Regions from separate parts of the Homo sapiens genome. Here region 2 is linked to region 1. Evidence: chromatin contacts called from ENCODE Hi-C or POLR2A ChIA-PET data. All regions are on one chromosome and are shown on one strand. Each heading gives the region's core, a stretch centred on a gene start or an enhancer-like site at or near the end of the contact. The rest is flanking DNA. Distances are from core to core; before and after follow the strand shown. Region 1 overlaps MSI2 (musashi RNA binding protein 2). Region 2 has its middle 37 kb from the start of CCDC182.

The links. Hi-C counts contacts between places; a loop is a spot of excess contacts on that map. ChIA-PET counts read pairs that join two places held with the same protein, here RNA polymerase II (POLR2A). Pooled maps may share reads with other maps.
Region 2: a pooled map shows a loop between it and region 1 (2.2-fold over the local background). The contact joins two enhancer-like sites. A Hi-C loop is called at or near these places in 1 of 50 pooled maps. POLR2A ChIA-PET finds 5 or more read pairs at or near these places in 5 of 52 experiments (HEK293, OCI-LY7, Panc1 and 2 more).

What each region holds. Positions count from the first base shown.
Region 1 is chr17:57,619,972-57,626,884 of GRCh38, forward strand. The region is part of intron 9 of MSI2 (musashi RNA binding protein 2); the gene reads left to right. Among named protein-coding and RNA genes, the nearest start is that of MSI2-AS1, 15 kb to the left of the region's middle. Within about 2 kb of position 3,005, at least 5 of the 41 ENCODE cell types and tissues checked have a DNase peak (open chromatin) inside an H3K27ac peak, as active enhancers do.
Region 2 is chr17:57,778,533-57,785,445 of GRCh38, forward strand. No RefSeq gene overlaps it. Among named protein-coding and RNA genes, the nearest start is that of CCDC182, 37 kb to the left of the region's middle. RefSeq lists a silencer at 4,849-5,028. Within about 2 kb of position 4,224, at least 6 of the 41 ENCODE cell types and tissues checked have a DNase peak (open chromatin) inside an H3K27ac peak, as active enhancers do.

The DNA.
Region 1 (6,913 bases), core at 1,755-4,254:
CTGCTGTAGCTGTGGTTGTGCCTAACCCCAGACCCTATCCAGCCCAACCCCAGGTCACAGAGGCACTAGTCTTCTTCTAACCAAGTAGAGAACCCTTTGGATGGAATGGATGGGGTCAGCCCTAGCCAGAGCAGGGCTCCAGCAAGGGAGGCCGTGTGGTCCAGAGGCAAGAGCTTGGGACTTCAGAATCAGCAGACCTGGACTCTTCACTCTATCAGCTGTGTGATTTGGGGCAAGTGGCTTAGCCTCTCTATTCTTCATTTATCCTACCCATGGGGTAATAATCTTACTTCATGGGGTTGTTCAGGGATAAATGCAACTGTATCTTGCCTGGTAAATGCTGTATTTAGTCTAATCTGAGATGCCATGGCTAGTAAGATGTATGTTCATGTACTCTTCAGAAAGAAAAAATATGCTATTAATTAAACCGCATAATGCTTTCTTATCACATTGGCTGCAAGATAGATCCCACTTTCAGAGAAGTTAAAGTGTGGAAAAGATGTGTGTCTTCAAATCAGCAAGGTATCGTAGCATGTACTCAAGCTGGGAGTTGTTATTAACAAGGCACTAGGAAGCCCTACCACTTGGACTTCCTTACCACCCAAGGCTGAGAACCTAGCTAGACTCACGAATGTGACCTGTGCTGTGGCAACTGCGGCCTCTTTCTCCTTGTGGACTCCCAGCCCAAGGAGTTTGGATTATTCTTGAGTAGCCACCTTCTGACAAAGATCTGTGTGCTGGATTCCAGGCCTCATCAGCCCTGGGCCCTCCTGAATTTCCCAGTGACTGTGGTGAGGCCATCCATATGCACTGAGCAGGGTCTCCTAAGATGTCCCAAAATGTGTCCTTCAGCCAGGAACCAGCTCAGCCAGAGGTCCAGGCAGAAGGGATGAATCAGATGCAGTGTCAAGTTGTATCTGAGGAGATACAGGCCTCCCCAGCCATCACAGAGCCTCCTCCTGAGCCCTCTGTAAAGCATCCACTGGGAACTCCCTGGGCTGCCCTCTGTTTTGCCCATTGGCCCAGCTTGGCCCTCTGGGTCTATGGACTCTCTAAGCGAGGAGACTGCCATTTGCTGTGCTATGATGGAAGCCCTTGACTCTGTCATCAAAGACTGTTTCTCTTTCTTCTTGCTTCTTCCCTCGAAAGTGGTAGTGTAGCATCAGGCAGAGTCAAATCTTTTGGTAGCATGGCCTGACATGACCCCATCAGTTACATGGGTCACCATCTCCACCGAGCACTATGCCTGCATATTAGTCCTGGAAGCACTACCATCCTCACCAACAGCAATCTGGCTGATGAACTTGACTCATGCAGAAAAACATTTTCTTAAAGTTAACTAACCAATGAAATTAGACGAGGTTTCCATGATTTAAACTTTTATTATTGAAAGAGTGGAAAAATAAATAGCACTTCTAGGGATTTTTTAGAAGTGAGACTATAAACCATTAAAACATTAAAATTCATTCATTCAACAAATATTTATTAAATGAGTACCTACTAAGTGCCAGGCACTGTTCTAGATGCTGAAAATGCAGCAGAAAACTAAGTCTCTGACTTCAGGGAGCTGACATTCTAGTGAGGAGTCTGAGACAACCAGCACACTGGTCTGCAAATGACTCGAACACTGTGGAACTAATTTTTAAATATCATTTAAGATTTTCTCCATACTCTGGGTGGTCTCTTCAGAGGGAGGCTGATAAGCATATAGTTGCACAGTTATTCTATCTTGATCTCTGTTGATATGGCTGCAGACATCCTTGGGGAAAACCTACACCTGTTTTGGTTTTAGCTTTTACAGCGTTTGACAGAATCACAGAATAATCAACCCAATGGGAATTCCTTAAAAGGAATGTAGAAGAGAAGAGGAGGGGTTATCCTTAGGCCAGGTCTCCCACCTTTGAGCCGGACAAAACCAGAGTCACCTAAGACTCTTAGGAAAGGTCTTTTGCAGGTCAGTGCAGTGGCTCATGCCTCTACTCCCAGGAGGCCGAGGCGGGCAGATCACCTGAGGTCAGGAGTTAGAGACTAGCCTGGCCAACATAGTGAAAACTCCATCTCTACTAAAAATACAAAAATTAACAGGACATGGTGGCGCATGCCTGTAGTCCTAGCTACTCGGGAGGCTGAGGCAGAAGAATCTTGAACCCGGGAGGCTGAGGTTGCAGTGAGCCAAGATCACACCACTGCACTCCAGCCTGGGTGACAGTGCAAGATTCCATCTCAAAAACAAACAAACAAAAAAACAGAAATGGTCTCGTGCAGCCCCTCAGACTTTGCGGCACCGCACCAAGAGGTGCCCACAGTTATCCAGCTCAATGTGATAGAATCTCTTTCATTTTTCTTAATGAAGGTGAACTTAATAAAAGCAAACACATGATGATTGTTGATATATTTTATTTCTCTGAGCCTTCTCTGCCACATAATCCCACTGCCTTTAACTTTCTTGGCCTCGTTGGGCACATGCTGTTTATTTAACATGCTGATACGAGTGTTAGAGAAATAGCACATTGCTGAGCCCTCAAAGAAAAGCTTCACCCTAGCAGGCCCAGAAACGAAGAGAGGCTGATGATCAGCTAAAGCACGTTAGCCAAAAGCATTCTTAGGTGCAGTCGTACTGAGAAGCCCCGCGTGAAGTCCTGACTCAGTGTTCCCTGACATTAAGCCCCCTGAAATGTGAGCAAAAAAAAAAAGTATCGTTAAGAACAGGCACTAGGAAGCTGTAATCTGCTGGCGTTCACTAACAGATCAAAAGATTGGAGATTGGCTGGAACTTAAAACCACATATCTACACTCAATTTCGACGGGGATCTGGCTTTCCCAAAAATATCTGTTTAGGTTATTCTCAAGGAAGTGTTCCTTTGTTTAGCCGCTTCCTGGTGGACAGAGGAAACTCAGAATTCAGCTCTTCATTGTCCCTGTAGAGCAGTGCAGTCCAATAGAACTTCCTGCAAGGGAGGGAAGGTCCTGTCTGCACTAGCCAATATCACTAGCCGCCTGTGCACGGTAGCTGCTGAGCCCTTGAGTTGTGGCTTTTGCGAATGAGGAACTGGAGCTTTCATTTTAGATAATTTGAATTAAATTTAAATTGGACGGCGCAGGTCTGGAGGAGCCCCTGCAACTCAGGGTGATTCTGGGGGCAAAGCATCTTTGTAGACTTTAGCCTTCGCGTCCTTGCCTAGGAAGGACTCTTGGCACTTGGTGTTTAGTCTGTTTGCAGACCTCATGGAGCCGATGAGGTGCCCCAGGCAGTGCTCTAAACATCACGCAGCAGATATGTCACACTCTGGCAGTTCCCTGGATAAACAGCCCTGTCTCTTGTCTCTTTCAAGTCTGGGGCCTGGTGGGAGCCGTTTTCCATGACTCTGAGTAGCTGAGTAACAGAGCCCGGGAGAAGATGAGTCATGGACCCGTCTAGAAGGGAAACATCTCTAGGGTTGCAGCAAAGATCTAGAACCAGAACCACAGTTTTGACAACTTTGTCAGCATCCCCAAAATGGGGACTCAAAATGAGCTCAGTGGCAAATCCAAATTCTATTGTTGATTTCTGTATTTTTGCTTCTGCAATGGAAAGCCGATCTGCAAGAGAGGTGGTCACCCTGGCAGAAGCCTTGATTTTTTTTTACTTTAGTGACAAGAGATAATTACTGTGGGATTGATCAGGCGTCCAGAGTATTGGAGCAGATAAATTGTGCAGTGGCCAGTGTGGGAGGGGCCAGGCTGCTAATGGAAGTGGTGGCTGGGTCATCCCACCGTAATGTGGCTTGACGGAGCGTCTGCACGGGTCTGCTGTAATGTGCTATTGATATGCAGCCAGCCAATTTCCCCCGTGTGGCTGGGGCTGTGAACCATTCGAGCAGAGCTGGGCTGCACAGCAGTAAATGAAGAGGAAAATTGAAGTAATGTTGTATTATAAATTTATGATTTCATCTGCCTGACCTAGAGGATGTTCGGCGATTGGGGGTGGAGATAAGATCCCCCGCTCTGGCAGATGCCGAATTCTCATCTTTGTGGTTTGGGAGACTATAGTATTGATGTGTCCAGGAAGAGTGGGGTGAGACCCAAAGTTGGGGTGAACTTGACCATGCTTTTCTTCTTTCTCGTTGAAGCCTTGTAGGAAAGCCAGGAAGAAAGCAGGTATAATTGCATTGTATTTGTCACCTAAGTGCAGGGAGAAACTGGCTGCTCTGCCACTTCCCACCCTCCCTGAGGGAAGGTGACACATAGGCTTATGCTTTTGCTGTCAGATTAACACTAAAATATTTAAGACCCCCAGCTCTGAAGTTAGAAGCAAAGGAGCCATTTTTCATCTGGAAAGCCCCTAGGCAGCCATGACTTGGCTGTTTGCATATAATCCATTTATCAATATTGTTGAAATCATGGTATAAGAAATCTAGTACAAGATCTGATTTGCTAGCAGGTGATTAATTTGGAGGAGAACTGAGCTGCCTAGCCACGAAATAAATACGAAGGAAGGCGCCAGTATGCATGTGTCCATTTAAGGCATCTGAGCCCTGGCCTTTGCTGTTCTTCCTTCCTTCTTTCTCCGTCGGGTTGCTGAGCTCAACATCCCACCGGGCTCCTGCTCCTTAGCTAGCAGTCAGTGCAGAGCTGCTGGGTCCTTCTGCCTCGCTTGGGCAGGCTTCTGTCAATGAGTCACCAAGCACCGGGAAATAAGTGCACAGGAAGGAGCAGGTGGCAAGACCCTGTGGAGGTAGAGACAGTTCCATTCAGTGAGTGAGCTGTGACTGCAAATTTGGGAAGGTTCTGGGGGAAGCAAGGGAAAGGAGCCACAGCTGGTCTCACTCAAGAATTTGGGCACGTCACTGTTGCAAGGGACCCACAAGGCTTTCTACAGGTGACAAGACTAAGCTCCAAGAGAAAAAGGAAGACTCCTATCTTAAGTCGGGTTGCTGTCACAGATTACCATAGACGAGGTGGCTTATGAACAACAAACATTTATTTCTCACAGTTCTGGAGGCTGGGAAGTAAAGATCAAGGTGCTGGCTGATTCTGTGTCTGGTGAGGGCCCGCTTCCTCATAGATGGCCCCTTCTAACCGTGTCCTCACGTGTTGGAAGGGGTGAGGGTCTCTCTGTGACCTCTTTGTTAAGGGCACATTCATGAGGGCTCCACCTCATGGCCTCATCACACCCCAAAGGCCCCATCTCCTAAGGCCATCACCTTGGGGGTTAAGATTTCAACATAGAAATTTGGGGGAAACACATACATCAAATCATAACAACCCCCAAGGGCATGGTTGGGGGCCAGAGGCAGGACTGGAACCCAGGTCTCCTGACTTCAGACCCGTGAGTTTCTGCTCTAGGTCTGGTGGCAGATCCACTGATCCTAGGCAGAGGCTACAACACCAACATCCACCAGGAAGTGAGGGACGGTGGAGCCCACCTCCAAGGCACAAAAGCTCTGAGTAGGCAGCAGGATGACAAGCAAACTCTGACTCCTGTTGCCGAGTGCAGGCAAAGTGGAATTTAGTAAGGGATCCTTTTCCATTAGCCCTCACTTGCAGGGTCAGAAAGTGGTCAGTGTGATGTATGAGAAGCCACTGAGCAGGTGGGTGATAAGACCCCAGAGCTGTGTGTAGGGATGTTTTTAAAGGGTTTGTGTAGAAGGGCAGAGACACCCGTGGAAAGTGTCACTGTTGCCCTCAATTGCTGGAGAGCCTGGAGGCTGTCATAAGTCCACTCATCAAAGTAATTGTTTGCCAGTGTTTTGATAACAAGCAACAGAAACAACCCTGGCTGCTGTAAGCAGCAAAGGAGATTATTAGAAGGAGCTTGGGCAGTGCTGGAGAATTGACAGGATGGCTGGAGAACAGGACTCAGAAAACAGGCAGGAACTGGGGGAGCTGGGTGGTCAGAGCCCCAGCCCTAGCCAAGGGGACAACTCAGGAATGACCTGGTCAGGGGGCCACTGTTGCCAACACTGGATGCCAGATTCTGCTACTGACACCAGAATAAATTCGGAGCCAGTCCCTCCTCCTCTGCCCTACCAGCTCCAGAGGCAGATCCTAAGGAGGGCTTCCGTCTGTCGAGCCCAGGTTCACAGGCCTGCCTCCCAGCCTCCAGCCCCAGGAAGAGCCCTGAGGCCTTCTCAGCTTCTGTGATGGCCGGGGGGGTGGGCCTCTCTCCAAGACTTACACACAGGGAGAGGCTCAGGGGCTGGGCAGCCAAAAAATGACCACAGACATTCACCTCCAAAGTCAAAGCGAAAGTCACGTTCTCGGTGGTTGGGTGGCCGTGGTGGCATCTTAAGAGCAAGAATGTACTGAGGTTACATATACACTGAGTGGAGGGAGGCAGAGTGAGCCTGACCCATACGGCCTTCATTTAGCCTGAATCAGGCAGGGACTTGAAGAACGAAGTGGCCTGAGCAGCCACAATGACTCCCTGAGAGCTGAATGACACCTCACATCACTGGGGGTTAGTGACAGATCTGAGATGGTCACACCAGCCCCTGGACTTGCCAGCTGAGTTTCTTGTGTGCCCAGTGGCCAGCCCAGTGGCAGTTTCTACAAGTGTCTTTCAGTGAACCACTCACCCCCTAGCTTGCCTGCTGAGACAGGGGTCTAGAAACAATACGCTTGTGGTGAAACGCCCATCCAGTCACACGGCACGGGGCTCCTGAGTCGGAGCTACACTTTGTGGTATGCATCTTAACACATCCAGCCTCTCACCATTCTCCAAAGATCTTGGCACCTCCGTGGAGTGTCAAAACTGCAGTGTGGGCCATGGCTCATCAGGCCCAGCGTTTTCCAGAGGCCCAGGGTGAGCCCTGAGTTTGGCCGCTAAACTGTGACTCCTGAGTTCGCATGCTCTGTCTGGTGCTGGCTCTGTTGTCCACTGCCTTGGGAGGATGCATCACGAGGACTTTAATCTCCTACTGTCAATAGCTTT
Region 2 (6,913 bases), core at 2,974-5,473, 160 kb after region 1:
TTCACGAAGAAAGTCTGCCAATTTCTGTTCTAGAAGGAGAAAAAGAACACACGTTTAAAAATATCAACAGGGGAACATAATCAAACAGTAGATTGGATGACATATGTAAAGGTAAAGTGAAGAGCCTGGAAGAACTGAAAGCGACAGCTAGCAGCGCGTATGTACAGAGAGAAGAGGAGTGGAACAGAATGAGGATATGGGCAAAGCTAACCTTGGCCTGATCTGTTATGCTTTGTTTTATAAGGATAGTAGACTTAGGTAGTTAAAAACTAATTTTTAAAAGAGTATATTGATTGCTGGAAAGACTGTGACATGTTTAACACTCTTATAGATTCCTAATAAAGTATAAATTAATATAACCCTTTTGGAAAGTAATTTGGAAAAATGTATTGAGAGCCTTAAACATGTTCCTACTCCTGGCCTCATAATTTCACTTCTGGGAATCCATCCTAACGTTATAAACTAAAATGTCAAAAATCTTTATGCACAAATATATCAATTGTGATATGACTGCTAGTAGCAAAAAGCTAGAACCACTTAGATGGTTAGTTACATAGAAGTTAAATAAATTATGAGGCCATGTACAGTGGCTCATGCCTATAATCCCAGCACTTTTGGAGGCCAAAGCGGGTGGATTGCTTAAGACCAGGAGTTCGAGACCAGCCTGGCCAACATGGCAAAACTCCATCTCTACAAAAAAAAAAAAAAAAAATCAACCGGGCATCAGCCGGGCATGGTAGCACATGCCTGTAAGTCCCAGTCACTCAGGAGGTTGAGATAGGAGGATGATTGAGCCCAGGAGGTGGAGATTGTAATGAGCTGAGTTTGCCCCACTGCACTCCAGCATGAGCTACTCAGGAGGCTGAGGTGGGAGGATGATTGAGCCCAGGAGGTGGAGATTATAGTGAGCCGAGTTTGCCCCACTGCACTCCAGCATGGGCAACAGAGTGAGACCCTATCTCAAAAAATGAAATAAAATAAAAAGAAATTATGATACTTCCATATGATATATAGTGACTAAAATGATGTTCACAAAGAATTTATAAATAATTTGGGGAAATGCTAAGTGAATAAATAGGATACAAAATCATATGTAGTTTCATCAGAGTTGTATTAAAAAGAAATATTACAACCAGAGGATACCCAAATGTCACAAAAGTTATCTTCAGAGGAGTGTATGATTTATGTTTTTCTTTGTTATATTCATATATATTTTTTGTTCTAGAACATCTTGGTTTTATTTTCATGAGGGGGAACCTGCATATCATCTTGAATTCTAGGGGTTTTCAAAGAGTGCTGTCATGAACTGAACGTTCCTATGTTGAAATCCTAACCTCCAGTGTGATGGTAGCAGGAGGTGGGGCATTTGGGAGGTGCTGAGGTCATGAGGGTAGAGCTCTCATGAATGGGATTAGTGCCCTTAGAAAAGAGGCCCCAGAGAGTTCCATCATCTTTTCTCCACATGAGGACTCAGTGAGAACATAGCCATCTCTCAACCAGGAAGCAGACCTTCATGAGGCACCAAATCTGCCAGGGCCTTGACCTTGAACTTCCCGGCCTCCAGAACTGTGAGAAATAAATTTCTGTTGTTTATAAACCACCCAATCTAAGGTATAGCAGCCCAAACAGACTAAGACAGGTGCCAAGTTGATCAGAGATTCCGTGAAAACAGAAAAGAGAAGGTGGGTGTTAATCACCTCATTTCTATAGGGTCAGGAAAGCAAATAGAGGGAAAGGAGAGATTTACACTCCATTCCACCAAACTGACAGGCCAGAAGCATGCTCTGTGGACACAGCCCCACCGCATGCTCCTTCACCGTGCTCCATCCTCCACTGCTGAGAGCCTGGTGGGTAGGGGCTTAAAGGGCCAGCCTCTCCCCACTCCACAGAGTGAGGTTTCAGCTTCTTCCAGGAGCAGGGGTCCAGCTCTTCAAGAGAGAGGGAGAGGAGAGAGGGTCAAGGATGAACAGGGTCCAGGCTCGGTGACTTATGCCTGTAATCCCAGCACTTTGGGGGGCTGAGGTGGGCAGATCACTTGAGGTCAGGAGTTTGAGACCAGCCTGGCCAATATGGTGAAACCCTGCCTCTACTAAAAATACTAAAAATGCAAAAATTAGCTGGGTGTGGTGGTGGGCACCTGTAATTCCAGCTACTCGGGATGTTGAGGCAGGAGAATCACTTGAACCCGGAAGGCAGATGTTGCAGTGAACCAAGATAGTGCCACTGTACTCCAGCCTTGTGAGACTCTGTCAAAATAAATAAATAAATAAAAAGCTGAACGGGGGAGGGGGGCATCCATTTTCTCTCAAGGGACTTTTGAGTCACTGGGATCCCTGCCTCCTGAAAATTTTCCTCTGGTTCAGACCTTCAGTTCAATTCTGAAATCTGCAGCAACCCTATTTGTTTGGGCTTCTCTTCCCTTATCCTAAAAAAAAGACAAGAAATAATATCAAAGCTGGGTCCTCAATCCATGCAGTATGTTAGGAAGGCTCCAAGAGATGAGGTCTGCTTGAAGGCGGGAAATTTGGCATCTATATGGGAAACCCTTTGGAAAACAGCTACAGACCCTTCTGCAAATCTCAGCCCCTCGGCTTTGGGGTATGAAAGAACAGGCCTTGAATTCTAGCTTCGCCATGCCTGACCTGGATGTGTGACCTCAGGAAAGATACCTACATTCTCTGAGCCCCATTTGATTCATTTGTAGGTTAGGGTAGGGGATGGCCATCCAATAAGTGTTGCTAAAAAATACCAGAAATAATTTTTGTAATGTACACTGTGCAATAATTGGCACATTATAGGTTCTCATAAAAGGCATTTTTACTTATCAAATTACATTTTCTGAGCACCCTGATGACGGGAGGGCAGTAAACTGGAATCAGGCACTAATCTAGAAAGGATGGTTAGTCTGTATGTTTTCCAAAGCAAAAAGAATCATGAGTTCTATTTATAGGCTCTGATGCATTCAGCCTTCAAGAAGCAACTCAAACCCAGGCCTCCATCCCATCAGCACCATCCCTGCCCCCTGCCCCAGTCCAGTGTTCCTGACCACAAAAGCCTGAAGCACGCCCTCTCTCCCCTAGACAAGGGGAGCAATCACTGTCAGAACCACTCACTTGATAATTAATCACAAAGGGACCTGTGACATCTCTTCTTCTGTAGTCGAAACTGATATGTTCACTGTTCCCAGATACTGAACTCCCCACGTATTTGGATCTCGTCTCTTCAACTAGATTACAAGTCCCTTGAGGGTGAGGTGCTTCCTTTACTTTTCGCATTCGATAGGAGATTGATACTTGTCGCACTTTGAATTTTTGTGTTTGTTTAGATCTAGTCCACAGGAAGTACAGCTACACTTGGCAGGCGCAGGGTGGAATAGCTGTAGTTCTAAACAGATCAGGACAGCTCTGGGACTGGCTGCTTCCAAGAGGGAAAGGCAAAATGCAAAGAACTCACAGCAGGAGGGGGCTTTCTGTGCCCCTCAATGTGTGGCTCTAACCACATCAGTGGGTGGAGGGCAACGCGATGCTGTCAAATCAGGGACCAGGTTTGTGTCTGGGGTGATGCCAGGACACTGGTTGCTTCCTGCCACCCACAGCTGCATCTGGGAGTCCTGGGCAGCAGCCACCTGGGGAAGCCAGACTTAATCAGGAAGTGTGGGGGCTGTCAGCAGGGGCAAGGGGCCACGCAGCCAAGCCAATTCTGGAATCTTTTGGAAAGAGGAAACATCCGGCTCCTCCTCCCTCACATCTCTGCTTCTGGGTCTGGGCTTGTGGGTCCCAGCTTGGGCTAAGGAGGGCCATGCTCCGGGTGGGAGCAGCTGTGTCCCCACCCCCTCCTTCCCATGCGACTTGAGGCCCTCTGGTCAGGACTGGAGCTGTCACATGCAGCCAGCAGCTGTGGTGGCGCCAGGCTCAGGCACCCACCACATGGCTTCCTTTTTTTTTCTGAGATGGAGTCGCCCAGGCTGGAGTGCAGCGGTGTGATCTTGGCTCACTGCAACCTCCGCCTCCTGGATTCAAGTGATTCTCCTGCCTCAGTCTCCCGAGTAGCTGGGATTACAGGCACGCACCACCCTGCCCTGCTAACTTTTATATTTTTAGTAGAGACGGGGTTTCACCATGTTGGCCAGGTTGGTCTCAAACTCCTGACCTCGTGATCCACCCACCTCGGCCTCCCAAAGTGCTGGGATTACAGGCCTGAGCCACCGCGCCCAGCCCACATGGCTTCCTTTTGATTTGGGGCCTCCCTGGCCAGCTGTGCCTCCCCCGCTACCAGGGCAGCAAATGGCCAGTGGTGTCCTCGCAGAAGGGGCGGAGGAGGGCGGGGAAGGATTAATGCCACCTGCTTCCCTCCTCGCCCTGTTTCATGTGACATGCACTTCAAAGCCACAGGACACTGCTGCCCTTCTTTGTTGCATCCCTGCAGATACGGGAATCTGATTTTCCCAACTAGGAATTTGTATTTCAGCGGTTCTAGTGCTTGGGATCTTAGAAAGAAGCTTGCTCAGAAAGAACTTAGGAAACAAAGCGATGTTTGAGTGCCTGCCCCGCAGCGGATCTACCCGTTCCAGGAGCTGAGCGAGACACCTACCACCTGCCAGACCCAGGGCATAGCCGAGGGCCTTAGCCTGCTGTCCCCACCGGGTCCCCACTATTTTAACACCAACACCCTGAAACCATGGGCCACCACCCCCCACCTCTACCCCGCCCCTACCCCACGACCCTTTCACCAGAGCAGAGGTTTTTCACAAATCTCCATAGAGATAGCTTTGCTAGCAGCAGCAGCAGCAGCAAACTCTGATGCAGAATGAGGAAGGGGAGAGCCTGGGGGTGTGGGTGGCGGGGGAGGGAGTCGTCGCAGTCCGGGAGCCAGGCTCTCGGCGCGTTGGGTCCGCCTCTCGTGACAGCAGAGCGCCCCCTGCTGCCCGAGCCCGGGTGGTGTCGCACAGCCAGGTCGGGGAGGGGGCGGAGCTGCTTCCTGGCACAGCGGGTCGCCCAGACGGGCGGGAAGAGGATGCAGTCTCTCGGTACTGAAGTCTGCCTGCAGTGGCCAAGGTCTGCCGCAGCCCCTCTGGGTTGGGGGCAGTTCTCTAGGGCGTCCTGGTTAGGTCAACGGGGGCTGGTTGGGAACCTGGCTCTACCATGCACCGCCTGCCCCGCTATGGACATATGGTTTAACCTCTGAAGCTTCTGTTTCTTCATTAAATTGAGATCATCAATTGTACCTGCATCACAGTGATGTTTTACAGAGATAATTCATGTAAAGCACATCCTAAGGTTTCAATAATAGTAGCTTATTATTATTGATTCAGCTGACACCTCTACAACTAAGTGATAGAACAACTGAGAGGGTCTGGTAGACAAAAGTCAGGGGATTTGTTTTTTCAAAGCATTTTCATCATTAAATGGATCTGATCTGGTCGCATGGGCACATTTGAGGGACATGCAACTTTGCCTAAAGGGGAAATAAATGCCAGAGATATTCACAGAAACATCAACCACAAACAATTACTGAACACATTGATCAATGCTCTAAGCTGTACAATAAAGAAAAGGGAGGAAAGTTATGTTTAGGGCAGCTCAGCCCTGCATTCTCAAATCTTCCCTCTTCACTGGATATCTATTAACTACAAACATGCTGAAACATCTCCCATATAAGAAAGCAAACAAACAAAAAAACTCCTTGCACCCTATCTCCCTCCAGCTAGCCCCTTACACCGGATGTCTTTCCTCCCCTAGAGGGCCAAATTTCTTGAAACACGCTCAGTGACTCCCTTCCTGTCCTGTTAGCTCTTGAACCCACTTAATCAACTGTCTGTGCCCACTTCACCTTCCCTGCCCTTGTCAAAAACACCATGACCCACACCGTTCATCCCGTGGCTCATTCTCAGGCCTCTCCCCTCCACCCATCAGCGACACTGACGTAGTTGATGGGCAGCTCCTTCCTGATCCTTGAAGCACTTCTTCCTTCGACTCACCCCTGGTTCTCCTCCTACCTCTCTGGCCAGTCCTTCTCTGTCACCTTTGACTGGAAGCTCCTCTTCTCAACCCCCAAACATCAGGACACTCTGGCTCGGTGTCCAGCCTCTGCTGTATCTGTGCGTCCTCTCAGCCTTATGCCTTAACTGCTGCACAACGACGCTGTCCACATGCATATCTCTAGCTGAGCACCTCTCCTGAACTCCACATTTGCATATCCCGCAGCCTCTTCACCATCTGCACTTCGGTGCCCCATCGACATCTAACTTAACATGTCCAAACAGAGCTCTTGATTCCTCTCTCCTCCCTGCCTTTCCCATCGTTTTTTTTCTTCACTGGTTTCTCCTGAGAAATCTTTCCCATCCTAATATGGGTAACTTCACAGTTCTGGTTGCTCAGGTCAAACAGCGTGCTCATCCTTATGTGTCTCTCTTTCACACCTTCCACCAATCCATCAGCAAATTCAATCAGTTTGACCTTCAAGATGTGTCTAGAATCTGCCCACTTCTTGAAATCTCCACTGCTACCCCCAGTCCCAGCCACAGCCATCTCCTGGCTGGGCTCCCAGCTTTCACCCTGTTCCTCTGAGGACATTTCCACATAGCAGAGTCTTTTATGACAACAGCTGAATCGTGTCACTCCTTGGCTTAAACTCTCCAAAGCTTTCTCTTCTCACTAAGAGAAGAGGATGCAGGGTCCTTGCACGGACTCCAGGGCCACATGTGGTCTTGCCCCTGGCTTCTTCTCCAACCTTATCTCCTACCCTCCCCGTGCTCACGTCACTCCAGCCGCACTGGCCTCCTTGCCATTGGTGGAGTGTGCTGAGCATGATTCCGCCTGAGGTCTTTGTCCTTACTGCTCTCTTTTCCTGTAACACTCCGACCCCAGACAACCACAGGGCTCCTTCCCTCACTCCATTCAATCTGTGCTCATTG